2 separate regions of the Homo sapiens genome follow, and region 2 is linked to region 1. The links are chromatin loops, found by intact Hi-C in ENCODE. Cell type or tissue: PC-9. All regions are shown on one strand.

Region 1 (8,000 bases):
TGATCTTCAGCAAATAAATTCTCTAAGCCACAGTTTCCTCATCTGTAAAATAGAGATTATAACAGTATCTCTTAGGGCTTTTGTGCAGATTAAATAGGACAATCCATGAAAAGTACCCAGAACAATGTATAGCACATACCATACCCTCAATAAGTGTAAGCTGTTACTGTGCACCAGATACAGGGCTATTCATGTCCCTTATACCTTCCCATCACACACCATGCAGCCTATGAAGCACTTTCCCAGAAATCCTCTTAGTTCATGCTGCTGAATCTTACGATAAAGAGGAATTACCCACTCTACTTTATAGCTGATAAAACTGGTGTTCAGAGAGGTCAAGCAACTTGCCTAAGGTCACACAGTTAACCCGAGGCAGAGGAGCAAAAGCCTTTAATTCAGAAATTCAAACTCTCTTCTTGTCACCACCCCAGGGTTGCTCTCTTGTGCAACCTGCAGCCCCAGAATCTGAGGACACCTTATGAGGCAGTATGGAGAAACTCTGCCATGCTGCTTGAGTACTCCTGCTAAAAATAAACAGGAGCCCTAGGCCTCCACACACGCGTTGAGGCCAACTGTGTTACTCTCAAGCCCGCTCCCTTATAGGACAGTCAAGGGTTTGGCAACACCACAAAGGCAGATGAAGCCTGTGGTTTCCACCAGGAGAGCAGGCCCAAGGTTCTGGTGCTCTCTCAGCTTCAAAACAACATTAAAATAGCCCCACATTAGATGGGAAAAGGTCAGAGCAGGGCGCTGAAGTGGTCACCACAGGCTTTATCAACAGTTTCCAGCTGGCACAGTGTGTTCTCTGGGCATCAGGGTCTTCCCCGTGGATCAGCCCAGCCCAGCCCAGCTCAGTCCAGCCCAGCAGCCCCTCCTGTTTTGGTCCCTGGCCTTGTCTCAGCCTCTGTCCTCAGAAAGGTTTTCAAAGGTGGCCTGACCAGGCCTTGGCAGCTCTCTCTGTACCAGGGGCAATTCAGGAAAGGGGCTCTGTGCGTGAAGTCCGAGAAATCCAAGGGGCTGGATGCAAATGAAGTAACGGGAAAAACAAACTGTGCTCACCAAAAAGAAACTGGCGCCCTGATCAGCCTTTTTAACTCCCAGCAGGAGCAGATTTGTTGTGACTAATGCATCAGGCTTTAAATAGTTTCACGCGGCATACTGATTAGTCCAAGGCACAACAGAGGCAAATGCAAAGTTTCCAAAAAGAAGAAAAGGCTGCCACTCTCAAAAAACACTCATCTGCTGATGGACGCCCACCCTGTTTAATTCCTTAATAAAGCAACAAGGCATAGGGAGCTGGGTGAGAAAGAAAGAACACGGAGCCAATCAGATTCCTGGGGGTTTCAGGTTGACTCTGGTTATTCTTTCCCTCAGTCACCCTTCATGACTGCCCCTTGCGCGCAGTCCAAATTTCTTGGTAATACCTTCTAGACTCTTCATGAACTGGTCCTGTACTGGTCTGAATAATGTCTTGCCAAAAATTCATGTCCTCCTGGAACCTCAGAATATGACCTAATTTGAAACTATGATCTTTACAGATTTAATTAGTTAAAATGAGTTTATCCTGGATTAGGGTGGGTGTAGGGTAAGTGCCCCTTATAGCAATAATTTAAGCATACCCTTAGAATGACCTTGTCTGGCAGAAACACCTGAATGTGCGTTCTGAGCCAGGGAATCCAGACGTAACCAACCCACAGATTCATTCCTTGCCCATGAGGAACATCTGAGCCCCCATCCCGTCCCATAGAACAAGAGCTGTACAGGAGATTGAGGCTCTGAGCTCTAGGTTAAATGAAAGTTGCCACGTGGAGGTCATTAAGGGGAGGCTGTTAAGTGATGTAGAAACTACAGTCTTTTTGAAAGCAGTTGTGATTTTCCTGCCCAGCCAGCCACCACTAGGCTGTGCAGTTATCTTGTCCAGCCTGCTGCCGCTGGACCATTTCTATATGTAAGGTGGTTGTCCTGTCCAGACTGCTGCCACCAGATTCTCTGCCCTGTAGGTAAGTCCCTAATAAAACTCCATATCGTATTTGCTGGCTCTGGGTCTCTTCTTTGGCCTCTAGAACCTGGTGCCTTCCCTACTGAGAATAATAGGAGTTTAGCACAACATTGGGTTGCAAAGCCAAAGACTGGTGTCCTTATAACAAGGCTATGTGAAGATACAGGAGACACGAAGAGAAGAACACCATGTAAAGATGAAGCCAAAGACTGGAGTGATGCATCTACAAACCAAGGAATGCCAAGAATTGCCAGCGACCTTAGAAGCTAAGAGAGAAGCATAGAGCGAGTCCTTCCCCAGAGGCTCTAGAAGGAACCAATCCTGCCAACAACCAGATTTTGGACTTTCATCAGCCTCTAGAGCTGTGAGATAATAAATTTCTGTTGGTTTAAGCCACCAGTTCATGGTATTTTCTTATGGTAGCCATAGGAAACAAATACAGGTCACAACCTACATGTCTAGCCTTTCTTCCATCAAAGTCACCTTCCTCACAGTCCATGCATGGGATGTAGCTCTTACACATTTTAAAAAAATAGAATGACAGAGTTCAGATTTCACCTCCACCATTTTGGCTGCTGTGTGACATTGGGCAAGCCAATTCTCTTATTTTTAGTTGTCTACTCTGTAAAATGAAGATATTAGAAGGACTGTTGTGGTGAGTTGAATGTGAAAATGTACACGTAACAACAGGGAGACTACATTCGCCATCAGAATTTTCTTGGGGAAGACATTGCATTTGTTTGGAAAGTACAGCTAAATCAACCTCTTGCAGAAGAGTGGATCCCAAGGGCCATGATCTGGACACAATGATCTGGATCATTGATCCTGTCGATTAACACAATGGATCTGTAGTTTGCAAGTTGTGGGTGACGGTGGCAAGAGTTGGCTAACAAAGGGTGAGGAATGCAGAGTTCACAGGAAAGAATCCAGGAGAGAAAAGGGCCAGCAAGGAAGTAAGCGAGGGAAGGAGACAGCAACACTCCTCCATACCACGGTAGGCTAAGGGGAGTTCTCTGAGAAAACAGAAACCTCTAATGGATATTTTCAGTTGCTTGCAGTGAAGTATACAAGATGAGCTCAATCCTCCATGTCCTCTACAAAATAACCAGTCAAATCTAAATTGGGTACCAATATTTTTATAATCATGGATTCCTTTGGTTCAAACTTGTAAATGTATTGAGTTTAGAGTCTGGGTTGTTGTCATGGGGTAAAAATGAAGAAAGCCCATGCAGACACATGAGCTGGAGAACCAGGGACCTGAGTGACATCTGGTTTACTCACTTAAGAAAGTTGCCAGCTTACTGCAGGTAGTCTGTAAACATTATAAATAAATGTTTGCTTCAGCCTCAGCCCTCACCTTCCTGACCATGCCTTGCTCCTGCCTAGGCTTGGAATGACTTATCCTCTTCCTTCACCACTTCTTCATCTGTTTGAATCCTACCCAGCCTTCAAGAATCAGCTGCCTCCTGCACGAAGCCTTTACCCACCTTCCCAGCCAGAAAGGATGATCTTCCCTTCTCCCAACTTTGTGCAGTGTGTTCCCATGTAACAGGCACCTTATTCCTTCTGGAGTTAATTAATAAAAAGCAAAGTTAAAAGTCATGCAGAGGAAGATAAGGGAATATCAACTCAGAAAAAAGAGAAAGGCCCAGAAAGAGGTAGGGAAAGGGGAAAAGTTGGGAGGAAGGGCATTGAAAAGCTCAAATGGCCAACTTTTTTCATGGTCATTGTATCCTGGACTAAGCAAAAGGGACAGAGGGGAAAGGCGATATCTCTAGCAAGCCCTTTTGTAAAGTTGAAATTCAAGCATTTCTGTTGACTCTTGAATGTCATTCTGAAATGCAGTGAAAACAATTGCTATGCTGGTAACGTGGTTTCCTGGAAGCTCTCTTATAGTCATGCGGGCATGAATTACCAAAACCTCCACCCACCAAGCTTTCTCCCCACCCTCCCTCTGAGCAAATAAATACACCAATCATGGCCTAAAATGGGCATTAACCTCAAAGCTGGGACAGGTGAGATGCTTTGCCCCACCCGCCAAGGGCTCCTTAAAGGAGCTCTCCATGGGCCTGGAATGAGGAAATAATTCAATTTGCCTATTAGTGGAGAGGGCAGAAGATAATCAGGGGCTGGGTCCACCCCCACCTGTTCTGACTTCAGCAACTGTCCTGGAGCCTGGGCTACTGGGAGCAGGGGACAAAGGAATGAAAGACACATTTGCTGTTCTCAAGGAGGTCCTCGTGCAGGGGGAGACCAATGAGCAGACAAATACAGTATAGTCTGACTAATGCAATGACAGAGTAGCCTGGAGGTTACTGCAACCCAGAGAAGAGAGCCTAAACCCAAAGAGGAACTGCCTGGGCTGAGCCTTAGACAATGAAGAGGAATTCTATGTCTCCAGTCTATGACTTACTACCACAAATATGCATAATGACCCTTCAATTCATCCCCATTTCAGAGATATCAAAATATAAAAAAATGTATGCTTGGGTGGGGGTGGTAAGAAAAAATCTGTGGAAATAAGATAAAGAGGCTTGAGGGGGAAGGGCTATCCAAACAGAGGGAACAGAATATGCAAAGGCCTAGAGGCAAAATCATGGTCAAGATGAAGGTACCATTCTAATAAGTACAAGTGAAGGACTCATGAAGTGGGGAGTGTCTTACTCAGCTTGGACTGCTATAACAGAATACCGTAGACTGGGTGGCCTAAACAAGAAACATTCATTTCTCAGTTCTGGAGGCTGGAAGTCTGAGATCTGGTGCCAGCATGGTTAGGTTCTTGGTAACGGTGTTCCTCCTGATTCACAGGCAGTTGTCTTCTCACTTTATTTTCACATGGTGGAAAGAATGAGTCTAATACCTTCATCTCCTTATAAGAGCAATAATGCCATCATGGGAGCTTCAGCCTCATGACCTCATCTCAACCTCGTTACCTCCCAAAGGCCCCACCTCCAAATACCATCAGATTGGGGATTAAGGCTTCAACATATGAATTTGGGGGAACACAATTCAGTCCATGGCATTGAGTTTACAATGATTGAAGTGAATAACCATGAGAATAACCACTGTTTGTCTAATACTTACCAATGAGAAATCCCCTCATAGTATTATCTGTGATAATATACAACTGGAAACAACATTCCTGTCCAATGGTCAGGAATGAGTTATACAAATCATGGTACCTTCATACAACTACTTTCTGGCTACTAAAAGTGACTGTGTATAAAAATCCTTAATGACATGAAAAGGTGTTCATGATGTACTAAGTTTTTAAAAATATGGGTCACAAAATATACAGATGTTAATTAGTAGGAAAAAAATGACTAAAAGGAAATTGATCAAAATATTCACAATTTTTATCTCAGGGGTGGGATTGCAGGTGATTATTAATCATCCTTTTCCCATCCCTATGGTTGACATTTTCTATAAGATTTTTGAAATGAGAAAGGAAGTTGAGTGTATGTATATGTGCATGGGTATGTAAGAGTGATTATGCATTTACTGCTGGACATGACCCAAGAAATGCAGGAAACAACATCAGTGTGGCCCTCCAGGTGAAAATAAGTGCACAGGTACCCAGGCCAGGGCTCACTGCAGCTTCTCCCATTGCTGGCTGTTCCCTGAGTACCCTCGTGTGGGCTTTGCCAAAGGTCACACTCAGCCTCCACCATTCTCTTACACAGTTTAAATGACACAGGGACAGTCACCTTCCAAGATGGGGATGTAATTAGTTCTTGGGGCCAAAGGTTCCTTCTGAAAATGTTTGATCTATTATCTGTCTGCAAATCAGCACCAACAAATATGACTGTTGGCCTATTTTCAGAGGGACGGTGAGAACATGAAAGAAGAGGCTCCAAGGTGGAAAGAAGATGGTTTTAGACTTTGAAGATCCTACGAGATCACAGAACCAAGGAGAAAGCCCTTTGCCTTTACTGGTGAATGTGTGAGCTAGTAGTTGACCACCTGGGTCAAGTCTAAGAAAGGTGGCATGTGGAGTAGAATACAGCTGAGATTCACTTATTTTCCTATCTAATCCCTCTCTGCTCTCTACTCTGAAGCTACAACAGTGAACAGGGACAGCTCCAACCTTCACAGGGCTTGCATTCCACTGAAAGAGAAGGACAAAAAGCAAATACGTGCTTTGAAAACAGGTAGTGATACATGCTATGAAAATAAAGGAAGAGAGTAGAGAATATTGGGGTGCTAGTTTAGATGGGTTGGTCAAGAAAGAGCACACATACTAAAGAAGTAAAGGAGCAAGCTCGTGTTTATCGGTGGAAAAGCATTTAAGACAGCAGGAACAACAATAACGGCCCTGAGTTGGGAGCATGCTTGAAAAACTTGGAAAACAGTAAGGAAGCTGATGTGGTTGGTGTGGAGTGAGATCTGGGAAAACTTCTGGGGGCATCCTTCTCTAGCTGGCGGGGTACGGTCTCTATAGATATGGGTACCCCACACCTTGCTACCATCCTATGTACCAGACCCCTGGCAGCTGCTTTCTCCTACTCATCATCTCCAGTCTAAGAGTAAATGAGTCACTGAAAACCTGTCCTTGTTGACTAGCAGTATGAGTATTGGTTAAGAGCTCAGACTCCGAAGTCAGAGCCCTGGATAAAAGTCCCAGCTCTGTCACCTCCCTGCTGTGTGCCCTTGGGTAAGCTGCTTAGCTAATATGTAAGCTAAGTGGTGCGCTGGGAAACTGGATCTTCTTTGGGAGGAAAGGGGATAAAGAAATGCTCTGATTTGTAGCATTTGCCAATTTCCATGGTGTAAATACTCTTGCTATAGTCTATTTTTAGCTAGCAACATGATGTCACTGAATGTGAAATTGGGAAGAGATGCACACAACTGGCTCTCAAGAGATAGTACCAGCCAGCCTCAGCATACCATTGCCTCAGTGTCTTCATCTGCAAAATGGATTTCATCTTATAGAGTACCTGGTGGGAATCAGATGAAGCATACATAAAAAGCACTTAGCACAGTGTATAGTATATAGCTAATGCTCCACAAATGAGAGCAGCAATGCCGACTCAATAAGGATCCTGAATTCCTGTGTGGCATTTGTGTATAGAAATGAATTCTCAAAGGGAAAGGGCCAAGAGGAGCCTGGGACCCTATTCTGACTCTGTCTCTGCCTCCTTTTGTGACTGTGCAAGTTGTTTTCCCTCTCTGGTCTTCAGTTACTCTATCTGAAGTGAGAGATAGAACTCAGTATAAAGCCCCTTCCACACGGGACATTCTATAACTTCCTACTTTGGGGAATGCTCTGGAAGCAGCATTAACAGAGTGGGTGAGGGCTCCCAAGGCAGCAGGAAGGTGGGATAGAGTTAGCCATATCTCACTAATATTAAAACTACCTGGACAGAGGTGGCAGATGTGTTCAGAGTCTAGGACAGCAAGCCTGAGTGAGTTCTTTACTGGCAACGGCCAAAGCATTGTTTGAAAGGTCAAGGGAACGACAGAAAAATACCTGGGGAGAAAATGAGACACATGGCAGTTGTGAGAGAAAAAGATGTGTATAAGTGAGAAGGTTTGGGACTGATAGATTTTCAGAAAATGTCTTTAATCAACATTTTAGAAACGAAGGCCATTTCTGCCAAACCTTGCATGTGAAGAGAGAAAAGAATGCAGAGGAGCTGTTGATAAAACTGGGGGTGAGATGAGCATACCAGAAGCAAAAATGGAAAATGAAGGTGAAAATGATCAATGTCCTCTAAGACAATCCTCACCCAGACACAGGCAAGGGAGAGCGAAGAGGTTCGTTAGAGAAATCAAGTAATGCCGAACTTTATGGAATTGAGAACTGACTTTGCAAAGCTGAATTCTTTGTGCTTCCAATGTCCTCATTAGAATCCCTTTGAAGTACATCAGAGTATAATTTTCAAGAGTCAAGAACAAAGCTTCATCTAGCCATTGGCTCAAATGGCCCACCAGCAGAAACAAAGTATCTGAATGCTCTGCTCCCTCAAAGCCATAGACGTGAGGCAGGCCTCTCCGCAGA
Region 2 (8,000 bases), 670 kb after region 1:
AGCAAATATGTTCTGAACATCCACCCTTCTGCACCCAGCTAGTGTGCTGGGGAAAGAATGGTGAGTAGGTAGGCAGAGTCCTGTCTTTCAGGAACTCACAGACCAGCTGAGAAGACTGCTGGCTCCTCATCCAACCCGAGTGAAGCTTCTCAGACTCCACAGTGACATCCTCTATCCACTCATTGGAACAAGAATGATGGGAACTTAGTAAGAGTACCCTAGCTCCTTGGTGGAGGGGAGTTGGGAGTGAAGGAGAGGAGTGGCCCCATAATGAGCTACTCAAAATGATCTTTTGATGTCATTTGTCAGTCGGGTTCCTGGACTTAGCATATGTGCCCAGATTTACTTTTTCTCTACCTACTGCCAGGGAAGTATTGTGGCAACCATTGGCCACATGCTGAACATCTTGGCCTTGGCTTCAGCCATTCATTTAAGGAAGCCTATTAGGGCTCTTCTGGGAGGTTCCTGTGGCCTTTGCTGCTTAAACCAACGTGCCCAAATCTGCAATCTTGCTTCACTTACATCCTTCACATTATGTAGCACATGTCTGAATGCTGCTGACTCCTCAAAGGACAGCTGATGATGAATAAGTCTAAAGTGAAATAAAGCCAATGATTCAATGGAATTGAACTGCAATAAACCGAATGACCCTCTCTTAAGCACTTACAGACAGAAGGTTTTTTTTGTTTGTTTCTTTTTGGTTTTTTGTTTTGTTTTGTTTTTGTCAGGGTCTTACTCTGTTGCCCAGGCTGGAGTGCAGTGGCACCATCACGGCTCACAGCAGCCTCCAACTCCTGGACTCAAGTGATCCTTCCACCTCAGCCTCTCAAATAACTGGGACTATAGGCACATGCCACCACATCTGGCTAATTTCTTGTTTTTGTTTTTGTTTTTGTTTTGTTTTGTAGAGATGGGGTCTCACTATGTTGCCTAGGACATAGTGAGACCCCATCTCTACAAAACAAAACAAAACAGGAGTTCAAGTTGATTGCATGAACTCTTGGGCTCAAGTATTCCTCCTGCCTCAGCCTCCCAAAGTGCTGAGATTACAGGTGTGAGCCACCATCCCTGGCAGAAGTTGATTTTTTAAAAAGGAGGAACATTTCCTGACCCATCTGCTCTTGACCAAATATCCCATGAACTCCTTCCAAAGGTGAGCATTTCTCTGGCATATTTCTGCTCTTCTCTCCTTTAAACTCAGAGGTAATATTACTCCCAGGATCTCAGTCCCTTTTTCTCTCCCTGCCACATCTTCTTTCTGACATTAAAATCAGTCTCTGTCTTTCATATCCACACAGGGAGGAGGTGGGGTTCAGCTAATGAATATTTGAGAAGCCCTTTGAGATCTTGGATGAAAGGTACCTTATAAAATGCAATTAAAAATAATATGGGTAATTACTAGCTGGGCTAATCCCTGTAGGATAATTAGAGAGTTTTCCTCTGGCAGATTCTGAATTCATGCAGAAACTCAGAGTTCAAAAGGCAAAACTGATTTGAAATTTCAGGGGCCACTGGTATGCTTCCTCTGTTCCAGCATCATATCCGTGAGTCTTTTCTGAAATCTGAGGAGCTTCTTAGCAGGCCAGAGCTGGAAAGGATCTTTGAGATGATCTTTCCAAACTCTTTGGATTACAGATGAAGCCACCAAGACCCAGAAAACTGATGTGTCTGGCTTAAAGCTGCAGAGCAAGTGTGGGAGAGCCACAGCTCAGGTCCAGTCCCTAGACACCCCAATTTAGGGGTTCCTGTCACCACTCCTAATCTATAATGTACTCTCTCCAAATCTCTGCATACTGCACAGTAGAGTACTGGAACAAAAGTCACACAGAGTTGAATTCAAATCCCAGCTCTGACACAGATGAAAGCAAAGTAGCTGGCAAGTAAGCCTCAATTTCCCCATGTGTATAATGGGAATAATAACACCTGCCTCATAGGATTGTTGTGAGGAGTCAATGAGTAATGACACGGAAGCGTCTGGCACAAAGCACGTGTTCAGTCAAAGCTGCTGGAATGAATGGAGTCTTTGCAGTCCTGGGGTTTGACCTACAGTCCTTGTTTTGTACAGCTATGTTCAATCTGCATTTATGGGGCACTTACATGCTGCAGACTGTGCTAAGCTCTCCAGTACTTTATGTCATTTAGTCATCACCACATCCCCTCAAGGTCAGCAGTATGAAGTTGAGCTTCAGGTTGGTTAGCTAACTTGTCCAAGGCCACAGCTGAAGAGGAGGCAGGACTTGGCCCTGTGCGCTCAGCCACCACGTGACACTGTCGTCACTTGTGAGAAGAGGAATGCACATTGTTATAACCACAGTGGAGCCCTAAAAGGGTTTTCTGCTGGGATACAGGGGAGGAGTAATGGAGGGAGATTGGGAATGGTTGTAGCCTAAGAGGATCTATTGAAGCATTTTTGTTTCCAGTTATAAAAATTAAATTCTTCTCCTGCATAAGATTTAATTATTCTGAGGAGGCTGCACTGATGAAAGTAGTTAAATTATCTTCTCTGAAAAGATAATCAAGAAATCTGGATTCAGGTCCTGGATCTGCTCCTTAGAAACCGTGTGTCTTGCTCAAGTCCCTCAACGTTTCCATCTCCCCAAGACTTGTGTTCCTCATCTATGTAATGCCTTATCCCACATGGAGTCTTTGGAGGCTCAAATGTGAGTAACATGGAAGTGCTCTGTCAATTGCAACTTCTGTACAAATGAGAATCATTACTTGTACCATTCATAGTTTAGAAGACTTTCAGTCTGAAGGAGGAGATAGCTGGAAGCCCCAGGCTGGGCTACTAATCCAGCACACTTCGCAGGCTGGGGACAAAACACATCACATAATTTATGGCTCTGAGCTCAAATTATTTGGTTGGAAGTAGGCACTTTGGGGGAACAACCCTTTGAAATTTAATTGTAAATTAATGGGTTTCACTTGTTTCAGGTTTCAAATTTTTTTCTGGGCTGAGACCCAAGATTAAAACCTGATGTGTCACATTCTTTCATTCTGTGTGTTTAGAAGAAAACAGGCCCCTGTGAAAGGCTGCTGGGTGAGGCTGGCAAAGGAGGAAGGAGCTGATCCAAGAGTTGTTAATCACCCCCCAACGATTTCCTCATCAACCGAGCCTTTCCCAAGGACTCCCTAGAAACTTGAATAACCAGGAATGTATTCTTCTGAACTACCCTGTTTAAAACGGACAGCTGAGTCATCCTTTCCAGGGATGTCCAGGGCTGACCAAGAGAATGACAGTGGCTAAGGCTATCAGAGCCAAAGGACACTCAGAGGTTGCTCTCTGCAGCCACCCCAGGCAGGGGTTTTTTGAAGAGATGGTCATCTCACACCCCTAGCGATGGGGAACTCACTCCCTCTCATTGTCAGACACTTGCTGGAAGCTGCTCCAGATCTCCAGCCTCCATTTATCTCTGTGTAATTCTCACCCACTGCTCAAGGGTCCATCCTCTGGAGCCACAGGGCCATGTATAGCCCTCTCCACCACCTGCGTCAACCCTGAGACAACCCTTCCCAAGACTAAGTCCTACAAGTTAAAGAGATGGATGTAGCTGAAAATATATATCTTGAGGCATCAGAAGGCTTGAATTCAAATCTCAGCTTAACAACTCATTAGCTTTGTGACTTTGGGAAATTTGCTTAACATCTCTGATCCTTAGTGTACTTATCTTTAAAACAAATACCTTTGGGGATTGCTGTGAGGATCTAACATATAAAGGAAGAGGAACCTAAGGCCAGAAGTAAAGTCAGACCCAAGTGAATACATGGGAAGAAACTATCACACACTCCGGGGAATTCTGTACCGTCTGGTGGCCTAGACCTGTTACACACAGGACTTTACTAGGAATGAAGGGGTGATTCTGCACTAATCCTTATATCCATGCAGTGCAGGGAGTCAAATTAGAGAGCCCTCTGAATAAAGCCAGGACTCAGAAACAGCTATACTCTCTGAGAAAAAGGATGATTGATGAAAAATAAAACAAACAAAACATAAAACCTGCACAGTATAACTAAGCAGCAAGGAAAAGTGTCTGTGTCCACCTTGATTTACAGTAGTTGGGGGAGAAAATAGTGCCCTGAGGTTTCAGTGCTACTGGCTGACCATTGCATAACTAGGGATTCTGAAATGACACTAATTTACACATGGTCTTAAAACCCTCAAGATGATCAATTGAATTTAAGTGGACCTTGAAAAAGAAAAAAATAAAGTGGACTCTGTTCTGTTATCAGTATGTCCTGACGCCTGACAGAAGCAATCAGGAATCTTCCCTACAGAAATGCACCCTCAAGCCAAGCCTTATAGAATTATCATAAGATTCCAAAAACTAGGGGCTCACAATCAAAATGATGTGTGCAAGGAAACAGACCACCATGAATCAGTGGCAGCAGAAACAGCAAATTATAGAACCAGGCCCACAAAGACTTCAGATATTGGGATACATATAGACTATAGAAAAATTATGTTTAATATGTTTAAATAAACATATTAAAGAAAGACTCAAAAGAAGACTCACACCCACATCTTCTGGCATGGTCCAGTGCTCTTTCCACTAATTCAAGAAAGAAAGAATAAAAAATGAGTCAAGAACAAAAGAATATAAAAATGACCAGGCAGATTTGAAAAATAATCCAAGTACCTACTAATGATGAAGTATCTCAAGCTTCCTCTATGAAAGCCAACACACTTCCTATTAGACAAAAATTTAGAAAATGTCCAGTCCACCCCCAGCTATTAAATGCATCCTGTGCCAGCAGCAGGAAACAGTCATAAATATTCTTCCAGAATCATCCTTTTGCCTGACCCATTCCTCTTGTGCTGCTTTTCCTAGCTCTGGGATTCCCTGGATTCCTTTCCCAGTTCCAGGCACCAACTTCTGGCCCTCTTCCTTATCTAGGTGACACATTCAGACACTCCTCAGCTCCCCTCTCAGCTCCACATTTCATGGGGCACCTTCAGTCCAAGTGTGAGGGGGTCTCAAATATGACTGTGCTAGCAGCAATTATTATAAACACGCTACGTGCTACCACCACCATCTGCATGCTTCTTTACAAAATACCTTTTATGTCTATGAAAGCTTGGTCATCCTCACAAATGAAGGAGACAGGTTCACAGAGTTATAGTCATTCAGCTAGAAATGGACAGAGCCAAGACTCAAAAGAAGACTCACACCCACATCTGGCATCTCCCAGTGCTCTTTCCACTAATTCAAGCTACCTCCAATAATAGAGCAATGATGAATAACCAACCAGCACTGTCTGTTCTTTATTATTACATAGGTTAAACCCTCACCTGTTTTCATCAAACTGAACTGAAACCTTCTCAAGAGTTACCCAGTTGGTTGAGAAATCTGTGGGTCATTGCCAAGTACGGTCTTAGGATCAAGGAAATGTTAATTTATGTCCCAATTGTTTGGAGATCACTGGCTACAGTTAGTGGAGACATAAGTACAGGTTCTTTCGGGCAAAAGCCAGCCTAAGCATAGCACACGATGGAGAGGTACCCGACGGGAACGGAGTCCCTATGATTCCCCCCTTCCCCTGTCTCAGGGTAACATCTGAAGTTCCACAGAAAAACATGTTTTAAACTATCAAACAAAACATTAAAAACCTATATAAAAAAAAATGAGAGCATGTGTACCCAGCTAGGTAAAGTGTGCAATTTGAGTCTGTTTTCTGTTCATTTTACTCCGGGAGAGATTGTCTAGACAAAAGCAGAAAAGAAACTTTGTGTGCGCCCTCTTGTGGAGGAGGCCTAGCACTGCAGGGCCACCCCCAGCCAGCCTTGCCCTTTAGAGCTGCTGAATGAGACAGACAAGGGGCTGCCTGCCCATGGAATTTACATTCTAGTGGAAGCAGATGGGGAAAATCCCAAGCAGATAAATGAACAAGATCTTTCCAGATCATGAAAGTAAAGAGCATAAAACAGGGTAATGTAATAGAGTGAGTAGAGGAGGGTGTGGGTCAGGCTACAAGTTGTGTGTTCAAGAAAGGCCAGCTGGGGCAGGGGAGAGGAGATGGCTGAGCTGAGCCCCAAGTGTCAAGAAGTTACCAACCACGGGAAGTTCAGGGCAACCAGCCCAGGCAGTGCCAACGCCTTGAGGTAGGAATGAGTTTGGGGTGTCAAGCACAGAGAAGCCAGTGTGACAAGTGGCAAAAGCAAACAGAAGTATTCCAGTGAGTGAGGATGGAGGGTGAGGCACCTCTGGGAGCACGCATATCATCCAAGTAGGAAAACGGGGTCTGTTTCACACTTTCAGGAGACTTAATTCTCACCCCTGCACCCACCTCCCACAGCCAGTTCTTCAGCAAATCCAGTTGGCTCTGCCTCAAACCATCCACTTTCCTCATCCCTATGGCCATCCCCAGCCCTAGTTATCACCCTCTTCTGCAATAGCTTCCTAGTGGATCTCCTTGCCCCTTGCAAGGCATTCTCCTCTCCACAGAAAAGTGATCTGCTTAATGTAAATGAGAAAATCAGATGGTGCCTCTTCCTTGCTTAGAACTCTCCAATGGCTTTGCACTTAGAATAAACCTCCCCTTAGGTCTGACTTATCCCTGCCTCTGCTCCAGCCACAGTAAACTCTAATCTCTTTCCTGCTTCAGGACACTTGCACTCGCAGTTCCCTACACCAGGAACATTTTTTCCTTGGTTTTTGACAAATCTGGTTCCTTTTCATCCTCCTGGGCTCAGCTTAAACTTCTCAGGGAATCCTTCCTTGACCACTCCATCCAAAGGAGCCCCCAAGTGACTCTCCATCACCTTGTCCTATTGATTTCCCTCATGGCAGCTATGATAATGTGTCATTTTTCCATTTATTCATTATTTTCTTACTTTTCATCTTTTTTCACATTGTATTTGAGGTCCATGAGGGCAGAGACCATAACTCTTATTCACTGCTGGATCCTCAGTGCCTGCAGAGCTCCTGGTATTTGCGTGATATTTGAGGAATGAATGAATGAGCCCTAGGAGGTAGCAGTCAAGATGGAATCTAGGAATTATCTAGCCCAACAGCCCTCAAATTCTGTTTTTAGCACAGAAGCTGTTTCCAAATGGACTCTTACACAGAACCTAAGAATGAAGCAAGACACAGCAGACATGAGCCCTGCCCTCCTGGCTCTGTCTCCATGTCGCCAAGAGCCCTGGCTGAGCCAACGACACTGGCAGCTCTTGAGAAACACCTCCCAGGTGGCTAAGTCCTCATGAATTTTCCCTCAGCCCATGTTTCTCTGACTTCCCCTGTTCTACAAATGAGAACAGAGGCAGAATGGAAAATAATATTTTAAATTGCCATCAGCAGTTTGGGGGGTGGGTAGAGTTAAATATATTAGAGAAAATTTTCATGGGGGAATGTATTTGGGAACACTTCTGGGGTGTGAGTGAGCTCTGTGGTTTTTACTTCAGAGCACCTATGTGGGCTCAGGCACATTTGCAAGAATTTCTGGAAGCCCTGTGTGCCCCAAAGAGGGAGCAGAGACCAGTTACTCTCCTGCCATCCTTTTCCTTCTCCAGAACATTGATGTGCCCTTTCAGGTGCCAGGCAGCACAACTCAGTGGGCACAAAAAGAGGGTGAGTCGGCAGAGGCCTGCTGTCCAGGTGTCCTGGGAAAGTCCTTAGCTGTGTTCACATCATTTATGACCCAGTTCGTATATTCTCAACTCACCTTTTTACCTTGGCCATTGATGTGGCAACCAACTATATGCAAATGTAGCCTGACTGCTGTCCAGAATGTCTCTTGATTTCTGTTTGTTTTTTTTGAGACAGAGTTTTGCTCTGTCACCTAGGCTGGAGTGCAATGGTGCGATCTCGGCTCACTGCAGCCTCCACCTGCCAGGTTCAAGCGATTCTCCTGCCTCAGCCTCCTGAGTAGCTGGGATTACAGGCATGTGCCACCATGCCCGGCTAATTTTTGTATTTTTAGTAGAAATGGGGTTTCACCATGTTGGCCAGGCTGGTCTCAAACTCCTGACCTCAGGTGATCCGCCTGCCTCGGCCTTCCAA

The links. Peaks named below come from ENCODE experiments on the same cell type or tissue, not always from the same donor. Only the 100,000 strongest peaks of a DNase experiment are listed, where the experiment ranks them.
Region 2: a loop joins it to region 1, with 25 times the contacts of the local background. A loop is called at or near these places in 19 of 110 quality-filtered maps.

What each region holds. Positions count from the first base shown.
Region 1 is chr11:19,749,861-19,757,860 of GRCh38, reverse strand. The region is part of intron 1 of NAV2 (neuron navigator 2); the gene reads right to left. Among named protein-coding and RNA genes, the nearest start is that of MIR4694, 6.2 kb to the left of the region's middle. RefSeq lists an enhancer at 294-846. In PC-9, no CTCF peak of the experiment used is centred here; a DNase peak (open chromatin) is centred at 4,070; H3K27ac peaks cover 2,314 bases.
Region 2 is chr11:19,074,917-19,082,916 of GRCh38, reverse strand. No RefSeq gene overlaps it. Among named protein-coding and RNA genes, the nearest start is that of MRGPRX2, 18 kb to the right of the region's middle. RefSeq lists a silencer at 4,581-4,875. In PC-9, CTCF peaks have their summits at 5,560 and 5,759 (motif pointing left); DNase peaks (open chromatin) are centred at 2,216, 3,076 and 5,336; H3K4me3 peaks cover 529 bases; H3K27ac peaks cover 5,077 bases.